2 separate regions of the Homo sapiens genome follow, and region 2 is linked to region 1. A link is a loop called in an ENCODE intact Hi-C map of the cell type or tissue named here. Cell type or tissue: heart right ventricle. All regions are shown on one strand. Links, peaks and the distances in the headings refer to the core of each region. The heading gives the core; the rest is flanking DNA.

Region 1 (5,385 bases), core at 70-5,069:
AATGAATGAATGAGTGAGTGAAGCATATTTATGTTTAACTGCTTCTGACACTCAATTTTAGCTTCCTTTGGATTGAAATGTGGGTACATGTGTGTGTGTCCGTGTACACACCAACTCACCTGGATTCCTCATTCCAGCTTCATTCAATTCCCATTAGCAGTGGCTCTGCTTGGACACTCAAACACACTGAATCTTGGTTGCCTAATTTATTAATACAATGTGAGGATAATACTTTACCACAGGGTTATTGTGAGGATTAAAAAAGGTGATATGCATATGAACATATGTGAAAATTCTTAGAAAATGCACTGTGCTGTTACTGTTCCTATCTCCCAGTCGAATACGGGAATAATTCTGCCTGAAAATCACATGCAGCTTTTCCATTTTATACATGTATTCTCAGCACTGTTTACTGTATTAACAGGAATACCTGCCTTACAAAGGACAATTGTTGCTGAATGTGCTGGAGATTAAAGGGCTTGAGAAAAAGAGAAACAAGGCTTTGCCAGCCCTCTTAAGGACCCAAGGAGAGCTCCAAGGGCACGTGTGGTAAAAATGTTGTAAGTAAATTCTTTTCTAGTTTTAATAAGTGGAGCAGGAAACAGGCTGTCCCTCACAGGAGGAGAATAACAGCACATATCAGAAACTGAAGTGAAACAAGCGGTCAAATCATGGTCTCAGTATTATGCAGGGAAGTTGCATTTAAAGAGCTGCTGAGATTCAACCTGGAGGTATGCCATTGACTGTAGTCAAATAGAATAGTAGAGACCTTTTCTTTTCTTCTGTGAAAAAAAATCTTAAAGACAAAACCTCCAAATTTCACAAAGTTTTTCCCGTTTACATCTCAGATGGGTGGCTGCCCTTACAACAAACATTTTCAAGCTGCTCTAGTAAGAATGCGGATGCTTTTTATGAACCTCAATTCAATTATGTACAAAGGAATATTCTTTCCTTCTCCCTGTTATTTTGAAATATTTGATTGATCAAATTGAACTTAAAAAAAGAAAACTATTATAGTACACATATCCTTTCTGTTCTTGCTGGAATAACTCTTCATGATCTGAGATAGAAACCATGATTCCTGGTAATATTAGATGCAAACTAGGTAACAGGCAGGGTCCCTGGTTTTATGGCTAGTAACTGCAAATTTTATAAATAGAAACTAGGATGCAGGTACAACTCTCAATGGTCTCTATGCCATTGAAGATGAGCAGTCACAATACAAATCTAATGATAATTAACAAGTAATTTCTATTGTATTATTGAAATGTTTTGCTTTTGGGCTTTTGTTTTTAGGAGATAATGTGTCTGAATTGTTTAGAAGAGGCTGTTAAGCTGGAATCACTAATGTCAATACATAAAAATTTATATATATATATATAAATCTTCATATCATTTTATTGGTAATTCCAATTTGGGATCTATTATAAAGAAATAACTCAGAAGAAAGATCTTTGTGTCTAAAGATGTGAATTAAAAGGTTATTTATGACAGAAAAACGAGTAAATTATGGTTCATTCAAATTATTACAAATATAGATTTATAAATAAAATTTATAAAATATTTAAGTACATGGAAAATATTAGTTATAAATTTAAAATTTGCAAATATATGGACTCCACATTTGCAAATTCACCTACTTGCTAAATGAAAAACAAGATATAAATACATATGGTTAGTATGATCAAAATAATGTCATATGAGCCTAGAAAAAAACTAGAATGGAATACAAAATATTAACAATGACTGTCTTTGATTTCAATGAATTCTACAAATTTCCACTGTTAGTGTTTAATAACAAAAAAGATCTTTAGTGAAAATAAAATGAAATTAGCTTACATTCCCAGGACACACTGAAGCTGCACAGCAGCTAAAGTTTAATTAACAAGGATATGTAAGTTTAGAATTTAAAATCCAGGCTGGGCGCAGTGGCTCACGCCTATAATCCCAGCACTTTGGGAGACCGAGGCGGGCGGATCACTTGAGGTCAGGAGTTTGAAATCAGCCTGGCCAACATGGTGAAACCCTATCTCTAGTAAAAATACAAAATTAGCTGGGTGTGGTGGTAGGCACCTGTAGTCCCAGTTACTCAGGAGGCTGAGGCGGGAGAATCGCTTGAACCTGGGAGGTAGAGGTTGCAGTGAGCGGAGATCACACCTCTGCACTCCAGCCTGGGCAACAGAGCAAGACTCTGTCTCAAAAAAAAAAAAAAAGAATTTAAAATCCACTGTGGTTTGTCCAAAAAGTGAAACTTCTGACAATTGTTAGAGACTAACTGCCAAACAGTATTCTCATCAATAGGTCATTGCACCTATTAAATTTTTTTTTTACACATTTGCCAGGGAGCTAGGTAGAGTGAAGTGAATTTACTGCATATTTTTTCCTTAGCATTTACTAAGGTATTTAAATACAATCTTTAAGATTCTTTTGGATCAATATTCTCTCCTTAGCTCAAGTCTAAGCAAACATAAGATTCACTCATCTGCACTCTGGAATGTCACTTTGGGCAAAGTAATAACTAATTCATTTATGTACTACCACACCTCTAGCCATAGTTACATTATGTATAAGCTCATAGAGTCTGCAAATTATAATGTATTCACAGGCCACAGATGTAAATGTACCTTTGTTCATTTTTTCCCCTTCCAGTAGAAATTGCCCAGAAAATATGCTTCCAATAATTAAAAATGAAGGGTTGAGGGGTGTGTGTGTGCATTCTTTGTTCCTGTGCATTTTATTGGCTTGGCTTACACAGGGACTCTCTTATATTGAGTCTAACTCCCTCTTCTTTCTTCCACCAGGATGGACTGCAGGTTTCTAAGCTCCTTAGAGCAGGGGCAGTCTTTCTCCTGGGGCAAATTTCCATCTGGCACCCAGCACATCATTTACAAAAAGCAGGCACTGGATGTGAGTGATGGAATTATTATAATTTTCCACTTTCAGTGATAGTGAGGATCCAAGTAACCTTGTGTCCTGAGCTAAAAGATGGGTGCACTCCACAGAGCCAGGGACAGAGCCTACTTGCCAAGTGGAAACTGGGAGAGAGATGACAGGCGTGGTTGTGGGGAGGGTGTGGACAGGACAGTGCCTTTGAGGGTGGCTCCATGTGAAGTAAGGGCCACGTGGGATGCTCTGTAGCTGGTGGGAAGGCTGTGCAGAGAAATGGGAGGAGAAGCCTCCCACAAAACCTTCCTGCCACTCCTATGAAAACTTAATGAACTCTACACTTCTCACTAACATCTTGTAGGAGGGTGCAGGGCAAAAACAGGCTCATCATGGGATAGTCAAAACAAGGCTAGTTTACGTGTTTGTTAAACTGCATCAAGAGTCATCCAAGAATTATTTCCTAAATACTGCTCTGTGCCCTGAATGACGTTTTATGCTTTGAGGCATATAAAGGAAGCGTCACCCACACTTGGGTTCTGCCCTCGGAATCCTTGGTAGTTCTCTAATGCTTGTTGCTGAACCCTTGACCATTTCCAAACACTGTCAATCCTCACTATTTGTGGATGCCATATTTGCAAATTCACCTACTTGCTAAAGTGTAATTGCCTCCCCCAAATCAAATCATTTGCAGACATGCACAGAGCAGCAAACATTTGAGTCACGGGGTCCCCACTGAGGTGGAACAAGGCACCACTCTGGCTTCTAGTTTCAGCTGTCACACTATCAAACAAGCACCCCTCCTACAGTCTGTGTGGTGCCACTTCTTTTTGTATTTTTGTGCTTTCTGATGGTGACTCAGCTGTCTAAAATGGCCCCAAACTTTGTGCTGAAGTGCTGTCTAGTCATTCCTTATGAGCAAGCAGGCTGTGATATGCCTTATGGAAAATACGGGTGTTAGACAAGCTTCATTCTGGCTTGAGCTGCAGTGCTTGCTGTTGGCCATGAGTTCAATGTTAATGAATCGTAATTTATATTAAATAACGTGCCTTTAAACAGAATCACACATAAAACAAAATGACATATTGATCAGTTGATAAAAATGTGATTGGAGGCTTGCAGGAACCTAACTGAATTGCTCCCAGAAGCAGTGGTTCAGTATTTGCTAATTCAGTGCTTGTGGTGACTTACTAGAACAAAACTTCAGTGAATAATGAGAATGTATTGTACTTATGCCTTCCTCTGCTACTGTTTAACTGAAGGGCAAGGTAGACTAAGATTAACCTTTATTAAAGGCCAATTGTGGGCCAAACACTGTGCTAAGAACTTAAAATACATTAAGTCATGTAACTCTCACAACCGCCTTGTGAGGTCGGTAGTATCTTCACTTTACAGATGAGAAAACTGATGCTCAGAGAGGTTAAGTAGATTTCTCAAGGCTGCACAATCCCCATACCCATTGCCTGGGAAATGATTAGAGGGGAGATGATAAAATGGAACGGAACACTGCTGTCAGTCTCAGAGATTTTGTGACAATAGAGAGTAACTATAAGGGATAATTTGAGAAGATGCCCATCGGAAAGGCCTCAGCCAAGTGACAAGAGATACTCCCCTAAGCTGGGGGACCAATAAGCTGAGCAGAGCCGCCTCTCCCTATCAGAGATTCCAGATAGATGACAGAGGTGGGCTTCCATCAGTGTGAAGGTTCCCCTTTCCAACAGGGCACATAATAAATCCACTCTTAATTATGCATTCATTTTGCAACAAGAATCTATTAAGTGCCTACCGTATCCCAAGGACGGTTTAGACATTGGAGATTCAGTAGTGAACAAATAGATAAAAAGCACTGGGCTAATGGAGCGTATGTTCTAGTGAAATAATAGAAAGATTGGATCATGTGGCTTTAGGTGAATACTTTTCTGAGTGTTTTGGGATACATTTTTAAAATACCAACAAAACTGACATATTTCCGTTCTGTCTGATTCAAATAAGAGCTCTGAAATAGCCAAAAAGATAAGAAGTAGCCAAACCATTTATGCTGCCTGCACTACATTGGGTGATCATGTTTTCTAGGGCTTACACTTCCCATGGCACACTAGATCTTCTCAAAGTCCCCCGTTGCAAAACACTAGATGCTGGATAAACTGAGCAAAAACTGGCCTATTATTATTATGATTATCCCAAAGGAATGAAGCATCCCAAAAAGTGACTTGAAGTCTTTTTAGAACAATAGTTCTGAACTGGGGCTGGACATTAAGTCATCTGGAAAGTTTTAAAAAGTCCTGCTGCCCAGGTCACATCCAAACCAATTAAATGAGAATCTTGGAGTGGAACTCAGGCATCAGCATTCTGTAAAGCTCCCCAGGTGATTCTGATGTACAGCCAAGGTGAAGAACCACTGCTTTAGAAGGTGATAGAGTGCATAGTATATGGTGAGTCAGTAGTCCCAATGTTCTGCCAATTTCACTCAAGATTGCTGGCGATGGTGGATCTGAAAAGTTA
Region 2 (5,385 bases), core at 189-5,188, 46 kb before region 1:
GCTGGTCTCAAACTCGTGGGCTCAAGTAATCCTCTTACTTCAGCCTCCCAAAGTACTGGGATTATGGGTGTTAGCAACAGTGCCCAGCCATGAATTCTTTAAAAATACCTGAACCCAGGAATACTTTGAATGACAGCCATCGTCAGGGGATTCAATATTAGGACAAATCATATCATGGGTTCCTATTTCTCTCTCCCAATGCTTGGAATACCTTAGGTAAACAGGCTGAGTCAACATTTGGATTATTCTAAGAATGTAAATGATTTTGTCAATCCTGCCACCAGGCTATTTCTAGAATTCTACAAGACTTCCATACCACAAAAATCTATAATATCCACTGACTCCTGCTGGGGTGATGTAGTGGAAGGGCAGAGGAGGGGCTGTTAGGACCAGTTTGCTGCACAACATTTACAAAAACCTTTGACTATTTCAAATATCCTTGAACAAATGCTGGGTTTACTAACACAATGAAAAGTTTAACAAACAATACGTAAACTGGAAAGTGCTAAGAAATAAGGCTACAGAACGGCCTTTTGGTTTTGAGATGCAGTCTCTTGCAAAGGAAAGTCACATCAATAAATTATTAGTGTAATATTCAAGGGACCAAACAGACCTCTTAGAGTACATGGAGGCGGGTTGGCCTCCACGTGACTTCCTGTGTTGGAAGAATCTGTAGGGATTCAACATTCTTTCCAGTACTTTCTTCAGAGCTGATACCCAGTAGGATACCTATTTACTAAGCTCTGATTGGTTCTTTACCACTTACCTGGTCTGGAAATTCCCCCAGAATATGCAGAGGGAATGGAAAAACTCCTTTTTTTTTTTTTTAGATGGAGTTTTGCACTTGTTGCCCAGGGTGCAATGGTGTGATCTCGGCTCACTGCAACCTCTGCCTCGTGGGTTCAAGCGATCCTCCTGCCTCAGCCTCCCAAGTAGCTGGAATTACAGGTGCTCGCCACCATGCCTGGCTAATTTTTGTATTTTTAGTAGAGATGGGGTTTCACCATGTTGGCCAGGCTGGTCTTGAACCCCTGACCTCAGGTGATCTGCCCACCTCAGTCTCCCAAAGTGCTGGGATTACAGGTGTGAGCCACTGCACGCGACCAAAATCTCTTGATAAAAGCAAATTACAGAAGTTTTAGAGAAAGGTAAATGAAGATACATGGTGAGAAAGAATAAGCAAGCGACTTAATGGTGACCCACAGGGACACCAAGAGGACAAGTCTTGTATAGAAGAGAAGAGATGCTGAAAATGTTTTCGGTGGATACAATGCCAGCCCCAACAATGCTGCACTCTCCTCCCCGACTCTCAAGAACTATCATCCCACACATTCCATTGATCAGCAATTTCACTGCCAACAATCATCTTGAATTGCAGGTCTGTCCTGCAATTCAATCCCTGACAGTTCTGTTCTACCTCAGGAGAGCACTGTACTCAATGACTCTGTACCAAATAACTTCTAACTCTTTCCACTCTACCTTTCTTCCAAGAAGGGCAAGGCAGATCGAGAATTTATTTCTGTTTTTAAGAATAAAGAAATTTTTAGGTCACTCTGAGCTAATTTTCTCATACAGAAAGCTCAAAATCAGTCCTCAAGGCCAGGTCAAGGGTAATAACAACATTATCATCTAACTCATACTCAGTGTTTGGATTCCGTTTAAAACAGGTCACAGAATTCTTAAATGTATAGGGACAAACATCAGGATAGGTCCAATTATTTATTTATCCTTGCCCTTGTTCCATTAAGAGCTCCAGACTGCTCAAACATCTGTCTAGCAAACATCCTGTTCATAGAATAAATGACTGTGCGCTGCCTCCCTCTGCCTTGTACCCACCCTCGGCAACTCCAGAAAGCAACCAAGTCATCTGCAGTGCTGCCTGATGTAAAGAGATGTCCACCCAAGGTGGACTACCTACATTTTTCTATCCAGATGACTGTACCCAAACCAGGCTACCCCACTTTCCTTTTACCTTACACACTCAATTAATTCTCATTCAATCTCTTTAGATCCTTCTCAACCCTCTAAATTCATTTTCTTGCCTTCCCTATTTTTTATAACTCTCGCTCAGTAACTTTAGAGTGTCTCTTCCTTTTGATCATTCCTTAGAGGGTCTCTTCTTTTTGAACATTCCTTGAAGGGAAAGAAGGGAGAGAGGATGATATGGTTTGACTGTGTCCCCACCCAAATCTCAAATTGTAGCTCCCATAATTCCCATGTGTCATGGGTTGGGGGGTACGCGGTGGAAGGTAATTGAATCATGGGGACAGGTTTTTCCTGTGCTGTTCTCGTAATAGCGACTAAGTCTCATGAGATCTGATGGTTTCATAAAGGGCAGTTCCCCTGCACATGCTGTCCTGCCTGCTGCCATGTAAGATGTGACTTTGCTCCTCCTTCGCCTTCCACCATGATTGTGAGGCCTCCCCAGCCTCATGGAGCTGTGAGTCCATTAACCATCTTTTTCTTATAAGTTACTCAGTCTCGGGTATGTATTTATTAGCAGCATAAGAACAGTCTAATACAGAGGAGGTGAAGGAGAAGGAGAAGAAAGAAAAAATGAAGAAAGATAGCCAGATCCTGAAGGAAGTTATAGCAAGGAAGAAGAAAGTTCTAACCTTGGAAGAAAACAAAAATTCACTACTATGAAATACATCCTTGGAACAAAATTACATTTGTACTCCATAAGTTTATGCAAATAAAAAATAAACATTAAAAATAAAGTAAATTAAAATTCAATTTAATGAATCATATCACCTTAAAAGTACTTAGAAGTCTCCTGCAGAATCTCCACCTAAGTCTGCATACTCCTCCTTTGCTACATTTTTTCTTTTTAGAGACTGGGTCTTCTCTGTCACTCAGGCTGGAGCACAGTGGTGCGAACATGGCTCACTGCAGCCTCAATCTCCTGGGCCCAAACAATCCTCCCACCTCAGCTTCCCAAATAGCTAGGACTGCAGGTGTGTGCCACCACGCCTGGCTAAATTTTGTATTTTTTTAGATATGGGGTCTTGCCATGTTGGCCAGGCTGGTCTTGAACTCCTGAGCTCAGGCAACCTGCCTGCCTCGGCCTCTCAAAGTGCTGGGATTATAGGTGTAAGTCACCATGCCTGGCTTCTCCTTTGCCCCCCTCCGCCCCCCTTTTTTTTTTTGAGACGGAGTCTTGCTCTGTCGCCCAGTGTGGAGTGCAGTGGTGCCATCTCGGCTCACTGCAAGCTCCACATCCTGGGCTCACGCCATTCTCCTGCCTCAGCCTCCCAAGTAGCTGGGACTACAGGCATCCACCACCACTCCCGGCTAACTTTTTGTATTTTTAGTAGAGACGGGGTGACCGTGTTACCCAGGATGGTCTCGATCTCCTGACCTCGTGATCCACCTGCCTCGGCCTCCCAAAGTACTGGGATTACAGGAGTGAGCAACAGCACCCGGCCTCCTTTGCCACTTTTAATTAAGTTCTAGACAAAGGACTCACAGACTACCAGATTATTTTAAGAATATTTGATTATAATCTAGAAATAGGTATGTTCTGAAAAAGTACTACTGATACAGAAAAGGTAGTTTTATAGATGGATGGATTTAAATTTGGAGTATTATGAGTTGGTTCAGAAGAATTTAAGAAAGGCAGTTCTCACAAAACACACAAATATCATGAGGAAAAGACTTTGACATGAAATTAATTTTGAATTTGACCAGCAATTCATTCCAGCTGATTTTATATAAAGTCTTGGTAGTGAGGACAGAGTTAAAATGTGTTATCCTATAAAAAGCACAGCAGGAACAATATTGAAGAAGTATGTGAACAATTTCCTAGTCCCTTACAGAGCACAAAGCACTCCCCAGCCATGACCTGAGATGTCCTCATGATGTTACTATTTAAAAAAAAGAGACAAAAGCATTCTTGGGGACAGAACACTTGGCTCTGAATCCTTGTCTACAATTTATAGCCAAAAGACCTTGGACAAGCCACTTAACCACTTTTACAAGATGAAGAAACTAGGAAGTGTCTAAGAATATCCTCTTTGGGTTTGGAAGTAAGTGAACCTATCATGAATGTGTCCTAGAGCTGGGACATAGATGTCAAAGATGCTTTGACATTTATGAAGTTCTGAAGTCTCACTGTCTGGGTCTGGAGCTCTCATTCTCTGCAAATCAGTTCAATGCATTTCCTCACCTACCTAAACACGATGTATGTGACTCATAACATGGTTCACTTCCTCAGGGATTAAAAAAATAGAGCTTATAAAGGTATCACCCTTTACCCAGTTAGCCAATTTTTTTTTCATCTGAAAGAGCTGTGTAGAAGATATTAGGAGAAGTCATGTTTGAAAGCTAAATATACTTGAATTAAGCCTGGGAAATGGTCAAAAGTCAAATTACCCCCAATAATCATTTCTGTCCTCCAATATCATATTGTACTATATATTTTTTGCTTCGTTGCTTTCTCATTTGCCCATCATCTCTTCCATTTTTACCAATTCACTCTTCTATGTCATTTCTACCCAAACTCACTGTCTGCTCCCAGCAGTCCTGCTCACCCACCATTACATGTTCATTACCCCTTCCAGCACCTTTGCTTATGCTGATGCCCTTACCTACTTGGAATATCTTCCCTCCTCTTATTTCTTATCACACTTTATTTGACATTCTAAGACTGAAGTTTCATTTCTCTTTGACATTTTTTGCGGCCTGACAGCTTCAGGCTCCCCCTTATTTCTTCTCTAAAATCCTGTTGGTTTCGGTAAGTTCCACAGAGTGTAGTGCATCACTGTTTTCTAATGCTTTCCTTAGCTGGCCTAATTGAGGATGCCAGCATCCTGTCGGAATCAGAACAGAACCAGGAACTACGGAATCAAAAGATCTTCATGTTCATTGGAAGGAGACAGAGCTCAGGCTGTGTGAAGTGGGTATAGGGCAGCAGTAACTTCAGAACAACATAACATGATTAGCCAAACAGAAGTGAAAAGATAGCCACTGTCTTGAAAATGCACCAGTGTACACATGGCCAAAAGCGTACACCTCACCAAAGTGGTGTTATAACTATCTTATTTATCAGCTGGCAGATTATTAATCATGATTTTCTTTAATCTTTCACTTGACTTTCTCTTGCCATAAGCAGTGTTTCTTGGCTACTAACCACTCACCAACCAATTAGTATATGACCAGGAGATGCAAATTAATTTGAATATACATCACTTGAAGCAAATCCCACCGAGATGGGTAGGTCTGCTGGAAGAAAATGATTATCAATTATCCTCACACCAAAATCATGCTGGGTTATACTATTCACATTATGGTTCTCACTGAACATTTATTTTATTTTTATTTAAGTTTTTTTTTTTTTTTTTGAGACAGAGTTTCGCTCTTTCGCTCAGGCAGGAGTGAAGTTGT

Evidence for each region. A loop is a pair of places that touch in the nucleus more often than their neighbours do. Peaks named below come from ENCODE experiments on the same cell type or tissue, not always from the same donor. Only the 100,000 strongest peaks of a DNase experiment are listed, where the experiment ranks them.
Region 2: it touches region 1 in a loop (3-fold over the local background); 28 of 110 quality-filtered maps call a loop at or near these places.

Annotation. Positions count from the first base shown.
Region 1 is chr4:57,091,302-57,096,686 of GRCh38, forward strand. All of the region lies in intron 1 of IGFBP7 (insulin like growth factor binding protein 7), which reads right to left. Among named protein-coding and RNA genes, the nearest start is that of IGFBP7-AS1, 16 kb to the right of the region's middle. In heart right ventricle, for the core only: no CTCF peak of the experiment used is centred there; a DNase peak (open chromatin) is centred at 3,030; H3K27ac peaks cover 5,000 bases.
Region 2 is chr4:57,044,921-57,050,305 of GRCh38, forward strand. The region is part of intron 1 of IGFBP7 (insulin like growth factor binding protein 7); the gene reads right to left. Among named protein-coding and RNA genes, the nearest start is that of IGFBP7-AS1, 62 kb to the right of the region's middle. In heart right ventricle, for the core only: no CTCF peak of the experiment used is centred there; no DNase peak of the experiment used is centred there; H3K27ac peaks cover 5,000 bases.